2 separate regions of the Homo sapiens genome follow, and region 2 is linked to region 1. The links are chromatin contacts, found by Hi-C or POLR2A ChIA-PET in ENCODE. All regions are on one chromosome and are shown on one strand. Each heading gives the region's core, a stretch centred on a gene start or an enhancer-like site at or near the end of the contact. The rest is flanking DNA. Distances are from core to core; before and after follow the strand shown. Region 1 holds the start of GOLGA8B (golgin A8 family member B). Region 2 holds the start of ZNF770 (zinc finger protein 770).

Region 1 (6,837 bases), core at 3,140-5,639:
CCAGGACACACGCAGGAGAGAGTCAAGCAGGAGGAGGCTTCTGGAAGGGAAAGCAGAGTGGCTGAGAGCCCTGGAACAGAGTCTGACATTAGGTACAAGACAAGTTTGGAAAGATCCAGATGGAGTGGGAAGGGAATCTGGGCGTGGGGGTGCCTCCTTCCAAAGTGCATCCACATCCGAGGTGACTGCAGGGAGACGCAGCGCTGACTTTGGCAGCAGGGACCACCTGGGTGCAGAGAACCCAAACAACTGAAAATCCAAAAAGGAATCTCAGTGCACAATAAGAAAGCTCATTCTTTGGGCTGGTTACCTTCCCAAACACGTTCTCCTCTGGCCTATGTGAAACTGACGTTGCACAGTACAACTCTGCAGCTCTTTCCTGACTGCCCACTGAGTAAGGGTCTGTGCTACATTCTAGGAGGATCCAAAGGTGAACACAGCTGGGTTCCAGCTCTGGGACTCGGGAAAAGGAGGCACAGGGAGCAGGACATGTGCTGCAAGGAGACTACTGCTCCCGTGTTTCATTCACTCACTCATCCAACAACAGCACTAAGGCTCTGCTGTGTGCCAGGCACTTTTCTAGCTACTGGGGATCCAGAGGTGAACAAAGTCTTTTACATTTGAGTGATAAGAGACTGACAATAAACAAACAAGTACATAAATAACACACTGAATGTTGAGTACTAAGGAGAAACACAAAGCAAGGTTAACAAGAGAAGGGGAAGTAACGCTAATTTATGCAGGGCCATCAGGGAGCCGGCAATAGGTGAGGGGCTGGCCAGGTGGGCATCTGGGGGTGGCTGATGCCAAGGGGGTGGGAACAGCAGGTGCAAAGGCCTGGAGGCAAGAGTGGCCTGGCAAATCCGAGGACCAAGGGATAAGACGAAAGAGCCTACATTCAGTTAGGATCTCCGGGATGGACATGGGCCAAGATGACAGGTGGGGATGGGGTGGGGACAACCCAGGGCAGATCTGGGCAATGAGCCTGTCTGCCTGGAGCCAGGAGAGCCTGGAGGGACCATTCTTGGGAGCGAGTGGGAGAATTTGAGAAAAATCAGGCCGAGACACATGGATGTGGAGGGAGCACTGGAAAGCCACTGAAGGCCTGGGCAATGGTGTGTCACCATTGGGCCTGGGCCAACTTGCACAGCCCAACCTGGGAAACCTCACAGCCGGCACAGAAATCATAAAGCACACAGCAATGGCACCCCACCAGTACGCAGGGTTCCAGAGAGAGCCTGGCTGCACGACCTTGAGGTCACCTAACTCCCGGGCCTCCCTTGTGTGTCTGGACAGGGAGAGAGGGGAGGATTGGCTTCAGGAGAGGCGAGAAGCGACAGTGCCCATGACAGCTGACTCAGCCTGTGCCAGCAGGCTGCTCTGAGACATGAGCTGGACCCAACCCAGGCGGTGGGCAGCAGAGGGGTGGGGAGGAACTCTGGGAAAGGAAAGAGCCGGAGAAGCCTCTCTGTGGGCGCTCAGGCCAACCACCATCCAAGGGAACATTGAGCACCCCCAGCCCCTGCCAGGCACACAGGCTGCCTCCTGGTGAGCAACCATCTCAAACTTGACCTACACTGCAGAGGCCTGCCTGGTCATCAGTGGCTACCTTACACCCTACCTGTGTCTCCATGTTCCTAGTCCTCACGGCCACCTGGCAAGGGTGAGGAACTGAGACTGGGTTGAGGACACACAGCCTGTGAGTGGTACAGCCAGGGCCGCCACCCAGGCCCAGAGCTCTCTCCGTTTCTCTAAGGACCAGGCTGAAACGCAGGGCATGTGATCTCTGCCGAAGACATTGAAGCCACCCAGTGATGTGTGCAGGGCCTCGATCCCCACCGACCGCCAGTCCTGTCCTCCCCTGGACAGTAAAGGTTTCTCCAAGACTTCAGACCATGGTGTCACCTGAGGCCCACACCTGTTAAGTCACTGGGGCAGGTATGCGTGGCAGAGGACAGCGAGGAGTGCCGGAGAGGAGCTGAGGCCTGGAGGGGGCCTCTTCAGCCAGGTTCAACCCCCACTCTCCCCACTCCAACAGCCCTCACTGCAGCCACCGCGGCCCAATCCAAACAAAGCCCAGCCTTATGCCAACCTCACTATCAACTGTTTTTCCTCTGACTTCCTCAGTTTTGTCTGGGAAAAATCAAGGTGTCTTATCCCATCTCTAAGCTTCCAGGGGTGTGATCAGTGTCTTTTACAATTACCTTTTACTTTTATCCAGCATTTCTTAGCTCAGTTGGCAAACTGGATATTTATGCAGCTCCATTTCACAATCCATCCCCACCAATTATTCCTGTGAAACTAACATTTTGATTTTTTTTTTTTTAAAGGTTAGAGCTACTTAAGAAGGTTATGTAAACAAGTTAACCAGCAGGCCACAACTTGGGTCTGGGGTGTCAGAGAAAACATGCAAGGTGGAAGAGAATGAGGAGCTGACGGTCACCAGCTTTACCTCCTTCCAGCACCCACTCCTGCTCACACACACTCACACTCCGTGGGACTCAGCCTGCAGCTTCTCCCAGCCCAAGAGCCAGACAGTGGGGACGGGCACAGACCGCACTTCCTAACAAATGAGAGGGAAGACTTGGTGCCCCATTGCTACTGCCATCACCCAGTCCCAGCCCAGCCAGGGAGCCCACTCCAAGGGCCCCCCAACAGTACTGCTAGAGCCCACCGAGGGCTGCCGGCACACAGCTGCAAGGTCCAGCTTTATCTGCTCACGCCCTGGACACTGCCCGGAGCCCCAGCAAGTTCCACGTGTCCTTAACACCCCAGCCCTCCTGCCCCGCAGTTCCTAAGCTCAGGAGACCCTCTCCAGCCCAGGCTGAAGGGGGAGGCAGCCCCCACGGTCACCCAGGAATCAGCGCAGAGTGCAGGGCATCCTGGACTCCCCGGACTGGGAAACCCAGTTCCTGTCCCCCTGCGTAGTGGCCACACCTCTGGGAGGGGAGAAACCCCTGCCTCACCTCACTGGAGGGACCCTGACCCAGAGGCCTGAGAAAAAGCCACCTGCAGGCTCCTGGCAACTGCCAACCTGAACCTTAGGAAAACTTGTCCCACTTCAACCTGCAAAGCTCTCAGATCATTATTTCTAAAACCACTGTCCTTTCTCAACGAGGAAGAAAATAGAAACAAACAAACAAAAGCAGAAAGAGGCACAGGAGGTTGAAGAGGCCAGAGGCAGTTTAGCCCAAAAACAAAGTGCCAGACGCAAGATGCGAAGTTTGGGGCGCTTCATCCACCGCATGCCCGTTTAAGAGCTGACTGCACTCAACCACAGATTTACGTCTGGTGCCTGCCAGGTCGTATCTCAAGAGATCTGAAAAAATAAGCCTTTCTTCTGCCAATAAATACTAAGACTAGCAGGCCCCTCTAAGGCTCTGCTCTCCACTGGGGTACCGCAGGACAGGCCCCTCGGCGGGCGTTCCCCGCACCCTCCCTCCGCGTCGGCCCCGGGGAAAGGAAGTTCACCCCTCGCCTGGGCTTACCAATGCCCGCCGCCCGACCCATGGAGCCCTGCTTGGGGACTGGGGGCCTCGATGTTCTCCTTCACCATCTGCGGCCAGATCTCCCTCCAGCAGCCTTGCCAGGCAGTGCCTGGCCTGGAGAAGGGGCCCTGCCCCTTCCGGGGCAGGTCTCCGGGAGGGGCAGGTCCGCGGCGTGCCTCCAACCCGGCGCCTGCAGCCCCGGGGCAACAAGGTGTGGGGTTTTTAATTGAGAAGTTTTTCTCTCTGGGCCTTATTATACAGGAAAAGGGAAGGGGCGAAGATCCGGGCTCGGGTTCTCCCGGGGAAGCGAACCCAGAGGCGACCCCAAACTCAGTAGTTGCCGCCCAGCTCGGGGACTTGATGCCGGCGTCAAGCGGGGCAGCGGAACGCACCAGCGGCCCGGCCAGCCCAGCGAGATCCGAGCGGGCGGCCCCGCCAGACAGCGCCACTTGCCCGCGCCGAGAGTGGCCCCTCACCGCGGTGAGCCCCTCCCGGGATGCGAGAGTATTGCCTGGTCCCCGCCGCACCCGCCCGCCTGTCGTGGGAGGAGGATGGGCCGGTCCGAGAGGCGTAGGCCAGCCGGGCTGCACCCCTAGATCCCAGCGGCGGCCTCCCCGCAGCCCCGCCGAGTCCGGGGGGCAGCGCTCGGGAGCTCTTGGCCTGCAGCTTCCGCGCCGCCCCCCACGCGTCGGGGTCCCCGCGGCGCCGCGGGCGGCCCCAGGTTGCCGCCGCCAGGGAGTCAGGCAGCCAAGGTTCCCCAGCTTACCTGGCCAGGGCGCGGGGCTGCCCCGGTCCGCCGCCGTCCTCGCCCCGCAGCCGCCGGCTCCGTCCGGGAGGCTGAGCTCCTTGAGAGCCCGCACGTAGCGGCACACCGCGACTGCTAATTAGCCCGGAAGCTGAATAGCGGCGGGTACATACCGCAAGCGGAGTACGGAAAGCACGCAGGGCTGCCGCTACCTGGCGCACGCGCACTGAGCTGCGGCTGCCGAGCCCGCGCCCCGGTCCCTGCCGCTTTACCTCACCCGCTCTTGGATCACTGGGGCCGGGAAACGCTTCCCGGCGACACCGCGCGCGGGGAAGAGAGGGAAGAAAAAGATGCGTCCGTGCCGGGCGTTCACGAGGCCCTGCGGCCCCTGGCCCCGGCACTGGGACATCGGCAGGGCGGGCGGGTGCACCCAGGACCCGGGTCCAGCCGGGAGGATCTACGGGACCGGGGCTGGAACCCAGACGTTGGACGGCTCAGCGCCCCGAACGTCCCGGGCCCTGGGGAGCACACAGATGCCCGAAGCACGTCCCGGCCTTGCTGGCTGGGGAGTTGCAGGGGTCTGGTCTCGCGGGTAAAGCCGGTGAACGCGAGGCTCCGCATCCTGCCCCGGCCGCGGCGCTGCGCCCTGCTCGCTCTGCCCGGTGCAGCTGTAAGCGGGGACCTTAGAGCTAGGAACCCTCGGGGATCGCGGCCTCCGAAAGCCCCATCGGGCAGGGGAGGCCCCCTGCTGCCTCCCCACCGCAGCACCCCTAGGCGCATGCTGGACTCCAAGTCTTCCCTGCTGGTCCCCAGTAACCACCCTAGCACCCCATTTCTGATACTCTGCTGCTTTAGCCCCCAGCCCCAGGGCCTCACTCCAGGCCTTTCTCTCCTTGCTGTCCTGAATGGAGAGGACCCTGACCTCCGCGGGGCCCTGGGGAGCACACACTCCCAGACACTCACACACATCCCCAGGAGAGCCGGTCTTCCGCCCCCACAGCGCGAGAAATCGAAATCCCCTGGAGGCCCTGGGCGAAGGTCGTGCTGGAGACTCCGGTGTCACCTTCGGCCCTCTGGCCCTTTCATTGAGTCCCAGGCAGATGTGGTAAGCCGTGGGAGAGGCACAAGGTGCCTAGTCTGTGCAGAGTGGGACCTCAGCTGCCTCGCTCCCCCAAATCCTGGTGATTTGCCCTCGTTTTCTTTTCTCCTTGTGGCTGGACTAGGCGAAGCTGTGGCATGGGAAGTTCTGAAGACGGGGGGGGGGGCGGGGGGGAGGGGGAGCACAGAAGGACAGGGGGCCTGGGGGTTGAGGAGAGCCCATCTTCCTGCTGCCCTGAGGGCCTGACCTGAGACCCTGAGGAGAACGGGCTGGGGAAAACCAAATCCTGAGCTGCACTAGGGTTAGATACAGTGTGGACTTGGCCTCTGCACACCCTGAGCCTGAGTTAGGACAGCAGCTGTGAAATGAATGGGATTCAAGATGGGGTCTGATAAATCACATTTATATCCTCTTCTTCCATTCAACTAATGGATCAGTGTTTTTAAAAGTCTAAGCCACATAACAAAGAGGGCAGAAGGAAGTCGTTAGCAGATGAATGATTTCATCTGGAAGATGAAGAGGATTTAGAGATCTATGGGATAGATTCGAGGGCACAAGGCCAGAACATACGAAGAGGGTCTGGAGCCCGGGGGCGGGGGTGGCTGACCCGTCCGTCTGTGAGAACCTCAGGGAGCCTCCAGGCTCCAGTGCAGTGCAGGTATCACAGAGGGCAGAGTGGAAATGGGACTGGAACAGGTAGAATAAATGAAGATCCAGCATGGACAATTAATGCCCCTCCCCCCAAATCATGGATGCAGCCAGTCACTTACCCCAAAGAAAAAAATCAGAGATTCTCTCCAAAGAGAGTTGTGTACACTGCCTGGTGAGAGTGGGTGCTGCTAGTGTAGTTGTCGGTCCTCTGGAGGAAGCCTCCCTACCGTGGCATTTAAAGGTCCACCAGTGTAATGACTAGCTCCCACTCTAAGCTCTCCCCACATGCACATAACCACCATCAGCCTGTCCATAAAACTCCTTTAGATACGAAAGGAGAGAACGCCTATTTAATAAACGGTTCTGGGAAAACTGGCTAGCCATATGTACAAAGCTGAAACTGGATCCCTTCCTTATACCTTGTACAAAAATTAATTCAAGATGGATTAAAGACTTAAATGTTAGACCTAAAACCATAAAAAGCCTAGAAGAAAACCTAGGCAATACCATTCAGGACATAGGCATGGGCAAGGACTTCATGACTAAAACACCAAAAGCAATGGCAACAAAAGCCAAAATAGGCAAATGGGATCTAATTAAACTAAAGAGCTTCTGCACAGCAAAAGAAACTACCGTCAGAGTGAACAGGTAACCTACAGAATGGGAGAAAATTTTTGCAATCTACCCATCTGACAAAGGGCTAATATTCCAGAATCTACAAATAAATAAATTTACAAGAAAAAAAATCAAACAACCCCATCAAAAAGCGGGCGAAGGATATGAACAGACACTTCTCAAAAGAAGACATTTATGCAGCCAACAGACACATGAAAAAATGCTCATCATCACTGGCC
Region 2 (6,837 bases), core at 2,548-5,047, 400 kb after region 1:
TCTAGTAATAATACAAAAATTAGCCGGGTGTGGTAGTGCACACCTGTAATCCCAGCTACTCAGGAGGCTGAGGCAGGAGAATCACTTGAACCCAGGAGGCAAAGGTTACAGTGAGCCGAGATCGTGCCATTGCAATCCAGCCTGGGTGAGAATCCATCTCAAAAAAAAAAAAAAAATTCTCCTTTTCACTTTGTTGTGAAATTCCCAAAAGACAAGCATAGAGGTAATAAGATCGACAAATTGGTTACTTATATAGCTATCTATGACTAAGTAATTGAAACTTGAGTGTGCTTTGCCCATCAGGCAATATAGTAAAAGGGTCATTTTGGTCTTAAGCGTTAATATAAAGATTTAAAAAACTGGCCCAGTGCAGTGGCTCACACCTGTAATCCCAGCACTTTGGGAGGCCAAGGCAGGGAGATCACATGAGGCCAGGAGTTTAAGACCTGCCTGAACAACGTGGCAAAACCCCGTCTCGACTAAAAATACAAAAATTAGCCAGGCGTGGTAGTGCACATATGTTAATTCCAGCTACTTGGGAGGCTGCAGCACGATAATTGCTTGAACTGGGGAGGCGGAGGTTGCACTGAGCCAAGATTGCACCACTGCACTCCAGCTTGGGCAACAGAGCGAGAGACTGTCTCAAAAAAAAAAAAAAAAAAAAGTTTAGCAAGCACTTTCATAACTATCTTATACTCTATCTTCTATCAGAGAAGCCAATTTTCTTTTCATTATTACTTTACTATGGCACTGCCCTTAAATAAAGGAGTCAGAGATTTTTTCAAAAAAAAATTAAAAGCTGTGCTAGCTCTTTCAATATAATGTATCTTCTAGATCAGAGAGTTCTAAGTCTGGAGTTCTTTTGTCAGCTGATCTGGCAAACATCCAACAAACACGGTGTTACTATTTTCTCCTAGAAGATACCTTCAACCCCAAATCACAAACATACCCACTGTGGTTCTTTAGCAATGTGAATCAGAAACAGAAAAAAAAAATTACTGAACAAATATCTTTAGTTACTTTATCACAGTGTTTTTCAAACTGCAGGATATTACTCATTAATGGATTGTGAATTCAACTTAGCAGATCATGATCAGCACTTTGTTATTTAAAATAAGAGCGGAGGCTGGCATAGTGGCTCATGCCTGTAATCCCAGCACTTTGTGAGGCCGAGGCAGGGGATCACCTGAGGTCAGGAGTTCGAGGCTAGCCTGGCCAACATGGTGAAACCCTGTCTCTACTAAAAATACAAAAATTAGCTGAGTGTGGTGGTACATGCCTGTAATTTCAGCTACTTGGGAGGCTGAGTCAGGAGAATTGCTTGAACCCAGGAGACGGAGGTTGCAGTGAGCCGCCAAGATTGCACCACCACACTCCAGCCTGGGAGACAGAGCAAGACTCTCAAAAAAAATTTAAAAATAAATACATAAATAAAAATAGGGGATAAATAATAGTAGAAAGTATCAGACTGCATACTATATAGCAAGGATAAATATTGTTTTGTGAAACTTCTGTAGGAAGAAGTAAAAAAGTTTATGAAAGCTGTTCTTAACATGCCTCTTCATACTAGACAAAGGAACCTACAACAAATCGACCACTTTATTCAAAGTGGCCAAGTGATCTATTAAGGTGAGAAAGATAGGGGCCCATAGTATGAGACAAGATTACTAAAGAAAGCAAGTGTCTGGTTTTCTTCACTTGACCCATATTATTCCAAAATATTTATTTTAAATAAAAATCATCTAATTACAGGCCAAATGGAAAATGCCACATAAATCCACGCAAAATAAAACAATCTGACTGTAAGCCAGTATAGTAGTAAAATATATCATATAACCCAGATATCAATGTTAACCAACAATCAACTCTTGGTGCTATGAATATGCATTTTCAGTAGCTTGAATTAGAGAAATTAGAGGTGAACAAGCTCCAAAGTCTCTAAACATGCCGATACAGAGCAACAGTCATGATAATTAAAATTAAGTCATGAATCCAGTGAACTGCAAAGAACTTGGCAGCAATTAGGTGCCAAGGTAGTCAATCAGGACAATGAGTCAAACCAAAAGTAATCAAGCCTTTATTCACTTACTGTGACAGTGCAAGCAAGTGGTAAAAAGAGGCACTGGCTCCCCAGTGGTCTACTAAATACAAGGACACTGGGTGAGGGTCAGTTGATGCAGTGCATATGAGGTAATCCTCTCACTGAAAGGAGCCCCTAACAAAAATCTCCTGCCTCTTATGGAACTTCAGAATAGGAAAGGGAGGGGAAGGTCTAGGAGTGAAAGAAGCTGGGTCAAAAATGGAGAAAAGTGTCTTAGCCACGGTCCTTCCTAGGAGGGCCTCCAAATGGAGGTACCCAGGCTAGGAAAGAAGTTATGGGATTTGCATATCTAGCAGGAGGGGCAGGGCAAGTCCTTGACTGCAACCCCCTCCAGAAAACTGCAATGCACCGGCCCATATCGAGTATGGTGTGGGAGGACAGCTTGGCCCTTGAGGCCAGTCAGGCAAAGCCTGGTAATTGTCCAATGTCAGGACTGAATGATCACACAGGATTTTGGTATAAAGCCAGATTCAATTCCTTTTGTATGTTTCTTCTTCCCTTTAATAAATGCTTTCGTGGAACACGCCTAAAAGAAAAAAATCACACACCACAACTACCTCTGATTAAAACAGGGATTGGCTACCTACAGCTCCTGTACCAAAAAGGAGCTACGGTTAATCATCCATTGTTAGCACTAAGATTGGATAACTGTTGTCACTTGCCTCCCACCACGTGGAAAAGCACTTACTGGGAGCCCTAGATTGTTAGAACCATTAGTGGCAAGTGGTGATCCTATCTCCTGTTTATGAGAGTCAGGTTAGGGATCCTCACCTCACGCACTCATGGAGCTCCAAATCCCATTTCAACCGATTTTTGTTGATAACATAAAAATAAAAAAGACTGTAATTTTTCTTATCTTAAACTGAAATAAAAGAATAGTAGATCTGCTCAGTGGTTCAATCCAGAATTTATCCTGACAAGAACAAGATACTCTACGTGAAGACTGTAAAAACTGTAAAAACTGACCTCAATAATATCCAATGTTGCCTCAAGGCTGAAAGCCTGTTGATTTTCTTGTCTTGACTAGTACCATTAAAACGATGTGAGGATTTCACGAAAGTAAGCGAACAAGAAATGAAAGACCTAAGAGAAACACACACAACTTTCAGTTGGGGAATAATCTCCGGCGGCTGCTTCTGCCCCACTCGCCCCGGGCCCATTCTCTTGGCCTTGAACCCTCACCTCTCCCTCCCAGTGGACTACACTGGACAAAGGACACTGACACACAGTCCTCGTTCTAAAGGCCCACAACCAATAATAAGCACGTAATGGTCGAGCCGAGTCCAGAAACCACAAAATCCCACGCCAGGAAAGGAAGGGTAAGGGTAAAAACTGCTTTGGCTGCAGCCAGGATGAAAACGCCACATGTGATACAACCCACAGCAACAACAAAAAAAAATCCCTCTACGCCTTCCTCTCAAATTTCTGCTCCGCGTGAGACGCACTCAATAGGTGGGGAAGTGAGAAAGCAAAAGGAGCTCAGGAACTGAGGTTGTGGAGCCCCCGTTCTTGGGTCCCCAGGCACCTTGGCGGTATTGAGGCAGGTCCGACCCTCCCTGGGGGTCGCTCCACTTCTCAGTCGGGTTTCTGAAGTCCTCCTCACGCATCTGGAGCTGGCGAGGGCCCGGGAGGCACGCACCTCAGGCCCAGGTGCCGCGAAGGCAGCGCGCGCACGTCCGCAGGGCCGGCGCGGCAACGGGCTGAGCGCGCAGGCGCGGCGCTCTGGCGCGCCCAGGGACACAGTCCGGCTGGAAACAAGCTCCCCCCAATTTCAGGGCCGTTGTCGCCTCCGGGCGGTCCGCGGGTCCCGAGCGGACTGGGACTCTGGAGACGTGCCCCCAACCCCACCGCCATTCACCCTGTCATTGCAGGGGAGAGAACAGAATAAAGACGGGTACATTTTCCATCTCACCTCTGAACCTCGGTTAGGAAAACGCTGTAGCCCTGACTAGTGGGCTCAAGGGCCGACTGGAAAAGGGCGAGTCAGCGTTCAAAGCCGATTCGGGGCAGCCCTCTCTAACGCAGAGGGCCGAGGATAAGAAGACGACAATGTGTTAGGGGCCCTCCGGGCTAGGACTGTCCTCACCACTTTGTACATTGCCAAAGTAAATATAACGTAGAGGTCAAGCGCAGGCGCTTTGTGGGCAGACATGACTGAGCTCCACTCGCGACTCCTCTAATGGCGTGCCAGCTGCGGACCTCATTAGCCCCGCCTCAATCATTCAGTATGTTTTGGTTGTCTACAGTGTACGAAGCCCTGTTCTCACAATTAGATAAAATGAGTGTGAAGTGCTCAACATAATTCCTAGTGTAGTAGGCCTTCAAAGAACTATTATCATTATTAATTACTCATATAGAATACAACTTTATGAAATGATAGGATCCCATTTTAAGATGAGGAAAATGAGGCTATCAGAGACGTTAAGGAACTTAATGTCACACAGTTAATAAACGATAGAGGTGCGATTTGAACACAGGTTGTCTAATACCAGACCTGCATTTATAACTGCTGCTTCCCAAGTTATAGATATTTCAGCATTTTATGTAGTCACAATTGAAGACCAAATATTTAGTTACAGACTAAGTTGGCATGTTATTACTGAATAAGATGCTAAGGTATCTACTAAAGATTTTAAGTGCAAAAGGCATTAGAGAAGAATTTACTGTGGATTTTTTGCAGGTTCTGATTGTAATTGTATCACCTTGAGAAAGGAGGAAATGAAAGCAGATTATCAGGCATACTTTTTTAACTCTAAGCAACTTTTTGCATTACTTTCTAAGGACCATCAGCAACAAAAATCAATGGTTTCTAATGTTGATATATTTTCCTCTACCAAAAAAATTAAAGCAGCTGAGCCAACAAAAATTCTCTGTTTTGGATGTGTTAGCATGAGGAAATGGCGAATAGGAAATGAGCTTTTGCTTCTCATGTAGGAACCCTGAAGGAGTCAGATTTGGGAGGGGTTGAAGTCTGCTTCCAACAGAAGCAGGGGTGGAGAAGGGAAAGGAAAGACTTCTGGTGTCCTAAATGCTAGTCCCAAAGTGGGGATGCTGTTTGTCCGGATAACCCTTGTAAATCTGCTCCATTCTGCAGCTACTCCTGGGAAACTTAACTCAGCCAAATAATGCAAACAATTGCATCCATCATCAGCCACATCAGCCTTAGGAGATACATCCATATCATGAGAAAACACTACCTGAAATTGGGGACCACTGGAGGGTGAGATTCGTTCTTTATCCATTACCTGCAAAACAAATTGGCCTTTGCATGGAGAGTCTGAATATATATTGAGTGTGAAAGCAGTTAGGACTTGAATAGGCTATTCTCCAAGGCCACATGCCCCATGTCATAACCTCCCCCATTTACCGTGAGAGCTATCTCAGGAGCCTTCTGGAAAAAAAAGAGAAATTAACATGAATAAGAGTAATCAAGGAAGATTTCATTGAATATGTGAAATTTGAACTAGCAGTAGTGGGTAGACTATGAATAAATAAAAAATGTGGGGGCAGGACAGAACATGGTAGGGCAGAGGTGGCAGGGTGAAGAAAAGATAGTATGAGAATGAAAAATAAAGGGGGTGCATGACATACGTTTGAATTAGTATCTTAATGCTGCAGCTTACTAGTTGTGTCCTTAGAAGTTATTTAACCTAGGCTGGGCGCGGTGGCTCACACCTGTAATCCCAGCACTTAGGGAGGCCGAGGCGGGTAGATCATGGGTCAGGAGTTCGAGACCAGCCTGGCCAACATTGTGAAACCCTGTCTCTACTAAAAATACAAAAATTAGCCGGGCGTGGTGGCACGTGCCTGTAGTCCCAGCTACTCAGGAGGCTGAGGTGGGAGGATTGCTCTAGCCCAGGAGTTAAAGGCTGTAGTGAGCCGTGTTCATGCCACTGCACTCCAGCCTGGATGACAGAGCAAGACTCTGTCTTAAATAAATAATAATAAAAATAGAAAAGATGTGCCACTGCACTCTAGCCTGGGCGACAGAGCGAGACTCTGTTTCAAAAAAAGAAAAAGAAGAAAAGACATATCAGGTACCAAGCTCTAAATATTCACTTCCAATTATATAAAGATGAAGCAGTTAGGCCCTGAACCTTAAATTAGTTTCTAGCCCAGAGGGGAAAATAACATACAAACAAGTATTAATACAATATGATAAGAGCAGATATATATAGGAGGAAAGAACATCTAAATCTGCTTGGAGGTTCCAGGTACAGATGGTCCCTGAGCTGCAGCTTCAATCAGCCATCTATCCATCCATCCGTTCTGCATATATTAAGCACTCGCTGTGTATCAAGTCCTGTTCTAGGCAAGGGGGACAGAGTAGCAGACAAAAAGTCAAAAATCCATGTCTTCATAGATTTTATATTCTACTGAAGGAGACAGACAACAGATCAAATAAGTTAAAATATATAATATGTTAAATATTAGTAAGAACTGAGGAGAAAAGCACAGAAGAGGGCTGTGAAGATTTGAGGGTGTGGGTGGGGATGCTGGCATTTTAGTAGATGGCCAGAGATGGCCTTAATGAGAAGTTCTGTGATTTTTTTTTTTTTTAATACAGAGTCTTGCTCTGTCACTCAGGCTGCAGTGCATTGGCACGATCTCAGCTCACTGCAACCTCTGCCTCCCAGGTTCAAGTGATGCTCCTGCCTCAGCCTCCCAAGTAGCTGGGACTGTAGGTGCCTGCCACCATGCCCGGCTAATTTTCGCATTTTTAGTATTTCGCATTT

The links. Hi-C counts contacts between places; a loop is a spot of excess contacts on that map. ChIA-PET counts read pairs that join two places held with the same protein, here RNA polymerase II (POLR2A). Pooled maps may share reads with other maps.
Region 2: a loop to region 1 is called in a map of B cell, with 6 times the contacts of the local background. The contact joins the promoter of ZNF770 here to the promoter of GOLGA8B in region 1. A Hi-C loop is called at or near these places in 3 of 168 maps with a recorded cell type or tissue (B cell, CD8-positive, alpha-beta T cell and naive thymus-derived CD4-positive, alpha-beta T cell), 1 of 37 single-sample maps with no recorded cell type and 9 of 50 pooled maps. POLR2A ChIA-PET finds 5 or more read pairs at or near these places in 6 of 52 experiments (CD4-positive, alpha-beta T cell, HepG2, T-cell and 3 more).

What each region holds. Positions count from the first base shown.
Region 1 is chr15:34,579,262-34,586,098 of GRCh38, forward strand. GOLGA8B (golgin A8 family member B) reads right to left here and starts at 4,390. Exons shown (of 24, transcript NM_001023567.5): 1 at 4,255-4,390. RefSeq lists silencers at 3,691-3,870, 3,901-4,130, 4,211-4,540 and enhancers at 4,663-5,164, 5,111-5,180, 5,165-5,665.
Region 2 is chr15:34,984,490-34,991,326 of GRCh38, forward strand. It overlaps ZNF770 (zinc finger protein 770), which reads right to left and starts at 3,798. Exons shown (of 3, transcript NM_014106.4): 1 at 3,627-3,798; 2 at 3,068-3,184. It overlaps LOC105370764 (a long non-coding RNA gene), which reads left to right and starts at 3,869. Exons shown (of 5, transcript NR_188212.1): 1 at 3,869-3,995; 2 at 5,196-5,321. RefSeq lists enhancers at 661-1,313, 2,297-2,356, 2,437-2,486, 3,893-3,982.